2 separate regions of the Homo sapiens genome follow, and region 2 is linked to region 1. A link is a contact called in ENCODE Hi-C or POLR2A ChIA-PET data. All regions are on one chromosome and are shown on one strand. Each heading gives the region's core, a stretch centred on a gene start or an enhancer-like site at or near the end of the contact. The rest is flanking DNA. Distances are from core to core; before and after follow the strand shown.

Region 1 (2,799 bases), core at 93-2,592:
ATGAAGTCTCCATCCTGAGAGATGATAAAGCTTAGGAGTTAAGAGCTAGTTGTCTCTGGAGTCAGACAGATGTGGCTTTTGAGGCCAGTTCTGTCTTTTCCTGGCTCTGGCCTCAAGCCTAGGGCTGCAGTGTACAACTGCCCAGGCTGTGCCCTGCACAAGGCCACCCAGCCAAGAGAGCAGTGAAGGCTGGCACCCAACCTGCGATCTGCTTGCCAAGGCTTGCACCCTGCCCTGGCACTGTGCCCACCAGAGGAAGGATATCTTTTTGTAATCCACACAAAGGCACTGTAGGAGCCAGGGGCAGCCTGCTTGAGCAAGTGGCTGAATCTCCCTAAGCCTCAGTTCCTCTGACTGTAGAATGCAAGAAATAATGGTCCCTACCTTACTGGGTTCCTGGGAGGCTCAGCTGAAATTAATGCCCATACACGACTTGACTTAATGTCCAGCTATAGTAAGTGCTCAGTAAATGTAGTCACTTTTCTTTTTATTAGCATTATATTATCTCCTGAACAAGGCTCACTCCTCCAGAGCTTTGTGTAGCCTTTAAATCTCCTTTCCTGCACTTTGCAACCAACTGCTCTGTCGACCAACACTTAATCAAATTAATCCTTTGTCCAAAAGCAAATCTAGAGAGGGCCCTCGGGGGATGCTGAGGCTTCTCTCCTCCTGCATAAACGCAGCCTGTTTCTTCATTCCCTCCGCACTTGGCCTGATTTCAACCCCCTTCCCCTCATAGGCTGCTGTTGCTTGGACATACTCCAGTTTGCTGGTGTCCTCACTGGGTAGACTCTGCTCCCTGCTCTTTCAGCCCAAGTGGTCTGCCTGAGGACTTGGCAGTAGAACTGGACAGGATGGTGGAAGCAACTGAGGCTTCCAACAGAAGAAAACCAGGCACAATGTGTGTTAGTCTCTGGAGCACGAGCAAATCAGGGGTGTCCATCAGATATGTGGAGGTGGGGCAGGACCGTGTGTTACTCCGTGACCAGCTCCTCCCTGCTTTCCTCGGGAATCTTCCCTCATCCTCTGCCCAGCAATGTCAGGTGAGAAGGTGCCAGTAGATTGGCTTAAGATGTCCTGGACAGATCTTGAAACTGGGTATTCAAAGTGAAGATCCGTATTCATTCCAAGTACTCACTGATTACAAAAATGAAAGTAACTGACTTTGGCACTTAATTTATAAATCTATTTCTGCCTTTGCATAAGGGCCTCTTAAGGCTCCATTTGAAGAAAAGCAGACATGACTGACAAAGGAAGTGGCTTTGCCTATGAATACCCAATTCTGTTTAGTCTTCTAGATGACTAACAGGAAGCTCCAAGCCAGAATTCCCCTCTGCTACGTTTGATGGCTTATCTCTGTCCTTCAGTTTGCTTCTGACCAGTCTAAGATGGGCCTAACCACTCTCAACTTTTGAACAAGGGATGAAAAAGGCAGAAAAACAAGAGGAAGAAATCATAGCCTGCTCCACCCTGCCCAGTGCCTGTCCACAAAAGATAGACAAATCAGGGAAGCCTACCCACAGCCCTCAGGCCCTCGGCCATTCCCGCAAATACTCATTCCAGCTTCCCCATCGTGCCAGGTCGCCAAGCCCTGGGGAATACTGACACATTCCCTAGGAAAGACTTGACCTCTCCTTGTACCAAAGCACCATACATAGGAACCAAAACAGAAACTGGTATCCTGACAAGCCCACCCAGAACAAAGCATTTATGGCCAAGGATCAAAGGGATGTTCCCAAGTATGGAGCCATCTTGGGTCACTGACTCCAGCAAGGACTCACATTGGAAATCCCAGGTTGGCAAGCCACCGGACTGCTATTTTGAGGCAGATGGAACTTCTAGCAACCCTGGAAATCGAATCCACTGATTAGCTACCAATTCCACCTAAACATATTGAAGTACTCTATTCATCAGGAGTTCAAATAGAGGGAGCTAAGGTGAAAGTAAACACCATTGTTCTAGCACAGTGGCTCACAAAAACAACTAAAGAAGGGTCTCTGTGCTTTGTGCAATTTTAGGAGATAAGTTCAATGTTTCTCTTTGATTTATATATAAGGAAACTGAGGAAGGGGTGGGTAAACAACTTCTCCACCTAATAAGATATATAGATAGATCTCGGAGTCTAAATTCTAACTACTGCACACCCTGTTTCCTAAGAAAATGGTAAATATTTAGAGCACATTTTAAATGCCAAGTATATACTCCATGGTGTTTTCAACAGATATCCATGTGAACATCTAGTGTGTGCTAGATACTGTCCTAACTACTGTAGACACAGTATGTAGTACCTACTGGGTGCTAGATATTGCTCTGAGTACTATAGTCACAGTGATAGATAAGACAGACAAAATCCCCAGCACTGCCAGGTGCGGCGGCTCACGCCTGTAATCCCAACACTAGGGGAGGCAGGTGGATCACTTGAGGTCAGGAGTTTGAGACCAGCCTGGCCAACATGGTGAAACCCCGACTGTACTAAAAATACAAAAATTAACCAAGTGTGGTGGGGTACACCTGTAGTCCCAGCTACTCGGGGGACTGAGGCAGGAGAATTGCTTGAACCTGGGAGGCAGAGGTTGCAGTCAGCCGAGATTACACCACTGCACTCCAGCCCGGGTGACAGAGCAAGACGCCGGCAAAAAAAAAAAGAAAGAAAAAAAAATCCCTAGCACTTTACTTGTATCAGCCCATTTAATCTTCATAGTAACCTCAAGTTATTACTCTTCCTGTAACATACAAGAAACTCAAAGAGATGTTAAGGAACTTGCTCATAGCCACACAGAAAGTGGCAGAAAGCGGATT
Region 2 (2,700 bases), core at 152-2,651, 45 kb before region 1:
CAGGGCAATTTCCCTTTGGCTCCAAAGTTATTCATAGGACCTGGTAGATCAGATAATCATCTCTCCCTGCCCAGAGTAAAGACTATGGAGATGAGGACGTGACCTATATTAAAGCTCCTGGGGCTTCTGCTGAAACTAATGGGAAAGAGGTACATTCTTTCCACTGGTTGCTAAGTTGGTAGGATGCAAGCTTGGAACAGCTGGCTGATAATTTGCCAACTAGTTGGACAGCCATCTTCTTAGTAAGCCAGCATGAAGACATAGGGGCTGAGCAAGAAAGAGACAAATTCTTCATAGTAAGCCAGCATGAGGACATGGGAGCAAGAAAGAGACAAACTGATTTGAGTTCCTGGATCCAGCTATGCCTGAAGCGATCTATTCATAAGCTCTTCAGTTACACCAATAAAGTACCTTTTCTTTTCCTTCTTCTACCAGTTTAGATCAGATTTCTGTCATCTGACACCAAAAGAGAGGGCAGGCTACAGCTGAGGACAAAGACACACTTTGCAGTAAGGTTGAAGGATCCTTACTGCCTTAACAGAAACACCATGATGTCAGAAATGCCCCCACAAGTAGAATCAGAGCATTTTAGAGCAGTAGAGGATTTCATGAATTAACCAGGTATGAGTCCTTCATTTTGCACATAATAAAACTAAGGCTCTGGGGAAAATGCTTGCCCAATATCACTGGCTGGCTAGCTAGCCGCAGTGCCAGGTTAAAAAAAAAAAAAAAACAGTGAGCTCAGTAAAACATCCTCCACTCCACCGCTTTGCAAGCAGTGCCAGGGGACTAGTTGGAGAGTAAGCAGGTCTGCGATTACAGATCAGAGCATCTTGAAGTGAGAAACCTGAAACACTGAGGTTAGCTATGGTACATAGGGGTTATGCACGGTATACTCTTAAAATTTTATATTTTAATAAAAAGAAAACTGGCATATCAAATTGCCATTTTCACAGGAATTTAAATCGCCTTTGATGAAAAACATACATTATGTAAAGCAGGTTGATTAAAAGAAACTATATTTGGTAAATAACAGTACAAGTGGTAGTCAAACATAACTAAAACCATAAAAGTGGGGCAAGAATGACGAAGCCTTAGAAACCCCAGGAGAGCTAAAGCTTAAGAGGAATGCAGAGCTGATGTTGCTGTACAGCAGCCTCATGCAGGGCTCTGCCTCAGGTCACGCCAATTCTCCAAATGTCCGTTTCCATCTGGAATTTAGATGTGTGGTAGGTGACTCATTCTGTGTAACTGCATTTCCTGTCCTAGATGTACTTTTTAAATGATTTGCTCCTCATAATTAGATCCTGCCTGTATTGTTTTTCCTTTTTCACAGAGCTGGGGAGCAAAGGTGTCAACTGCTCAGACGGCCCCGGTCTCCCGATGCTCTACTCCAGACAAGAGGAGCCCATGATTCACTGTGTTCATCATAAATCTGGACTTAGTCACCAATTATTTTGATTTAGTCACCAGAAATGTAGTTATTAAGGGCTGTCTGGCATAAATTTTGCAGGGGTGGGGGCAGCAGGAGGCGGTTGGGAAACAAATCATCATTACAATTCAGCCACATAAAATGTGCGCTCCCATAAAAATCAATGATGCAGAGTGTGCCCCTTACCTGCCACCCCAAAGGGCCTCCTCAGTCCCTGCGTGCACTTCTTTGCACCAGTATCCTTAAGATCCATCTTGCCGACCCGGACTATTTGACAAATCAAGTAAATTTTATCCCTGTTGAGGTCTTTGTTTCCAAGATCCTGGGGGGAAAGAAACAAAAAATTGACCATCATGTGCTGAATGGGGGAAAAAAGGTAGACAAGAAAACCCAGTAATAGTAATTTCTGAGGGATGTATATAATACTTGCTATACATGGACCAATCATACAATAAGTCCTGGAAAAGATAGAAACAAGGCTCTCACATCCATTTCACAGATAAGCAAGGTAAGGTTTGCAAAGGAAAATGAGTGATAAAACTCTAGTGTTTAATCCCAATTCTTCCCTCTCAAAATGATAGGGCAAGAGAAGGGTAGAGGTGGAATATCAGCTGTACAGACAGGATTCCCCATATGCCGAGGTGATAGATCCAAAAGTAGCATTTGCTACAGATGACTCGGATGACACCATCGGTCACATCATTGCTCAGAACCTCTGAGAGAGAAGACAAAAGGAAGAGAAAAAAATCATAACAGCTACCATTTCCTGCACATCTAAAGTGTGGCCATCAGTTGGGTTGAGGTAGTGCTAACAACCCCAATATCTCAGTGCTTACAACACAGCAGAAGTTTACTTCTGGTGCAGTCTACAGGGCCAATGCAGAGGGGTGGGGGCTCTGATTACTTACTTACTCTGGGCCCTTGGCTGGCAGCTCTGTCTCAGCACGGGTGCGCTCACTGTCTCTGCCACAGGGGAAAGGAATGTGGCAAATCACTTCTGGCTTTTAAATCATCTACCCAAGAGAGATGCACATCACTTTTTGCTTGCATGTCATTTGCCAAAGAAAGGCATATGGCCGCACCTGACTTCAAGGGGTCAGGAAACTGCAGTCAACTATCTGTTTGTTTATTTATTTATTTTATTTATTTTGAGACAGGGCTTCACTCTGTCACACAGGCTAGAGGGCAGTAGCATGATCACAGCTCACTGCAGCCTCAGTCTCCCAGGCTCAAATAATCCTCCCACCTCAGCCTCTTGAGTAGCTGGG

What was found. A loop is a pair of places that touch in the nucleus more often than their neighbours do. ChIA-PET counts read pairs that join two places held with the same protein, here RNA polymerase II (POLR2A). Pooled maps may share reads with other maps.
Region 2: a loop to region 1 is called in a pooled map, with 2.7 times the contacts of the local background. The contact joins two enhancer-like sites. A Hi-C loop is called at or near these places in 1 of 168 maps with a recorded cell type or tissue (PC-3), 10 of 37 single-sample maps with no recorded cell type and 12 of 50 pooled maps. POLR2A ChIA-PET finds 5 or more read pairs at or near these places in 2 of 52 experiments (activated CD4-positive, alpha-beta memory T cell and activated T-cell).

What each region holds. Positions count from the first base shown.
Region 1 is chr5:169,649,659-169,652,457 of GRCh38, reverse strand. All of the region lies in intron 1 of DOCK2 (dedicator of cytokinesis 2), which reads right to left. Among named protein-coding and RNA genes, the nearest start is that of DOCK2, 14 kb to the right of the region's middle. RefSeq lists a silencer at 2,312-2,371. Within about 2 kb of position 1,342, at least 8 of the 41 ENCODE cell types and tissues checked have a DNase peak (open chromatin) inside an H3K27ac peak, as active enhancers do; they include PC-3, where a contact is called at or near this core.
Region 2 is chr5:169,694,857-169,697,556 of GRCh38, reverse strand. It overlaps DOCK2 (dedicator of cytokinesis 2), which reads right to left. Exons shown (of 52, transcript NM_004946.3): 10 at 1,619-1,754. Among named protein-coding and RNA genes, the nearest start is that of DOCK2, 59 kb to the right of the region's middle. RefSeq lists an enhancer at 880-2,079. Within about 2 kb of position 1,401, at least 5 of the 41 ENCODE cell types and tissues checked have a DNase peak (open chromatin) inside an H3K27ac peak, as active enhancers do; they include PC-3, where a contact is called at or near this core.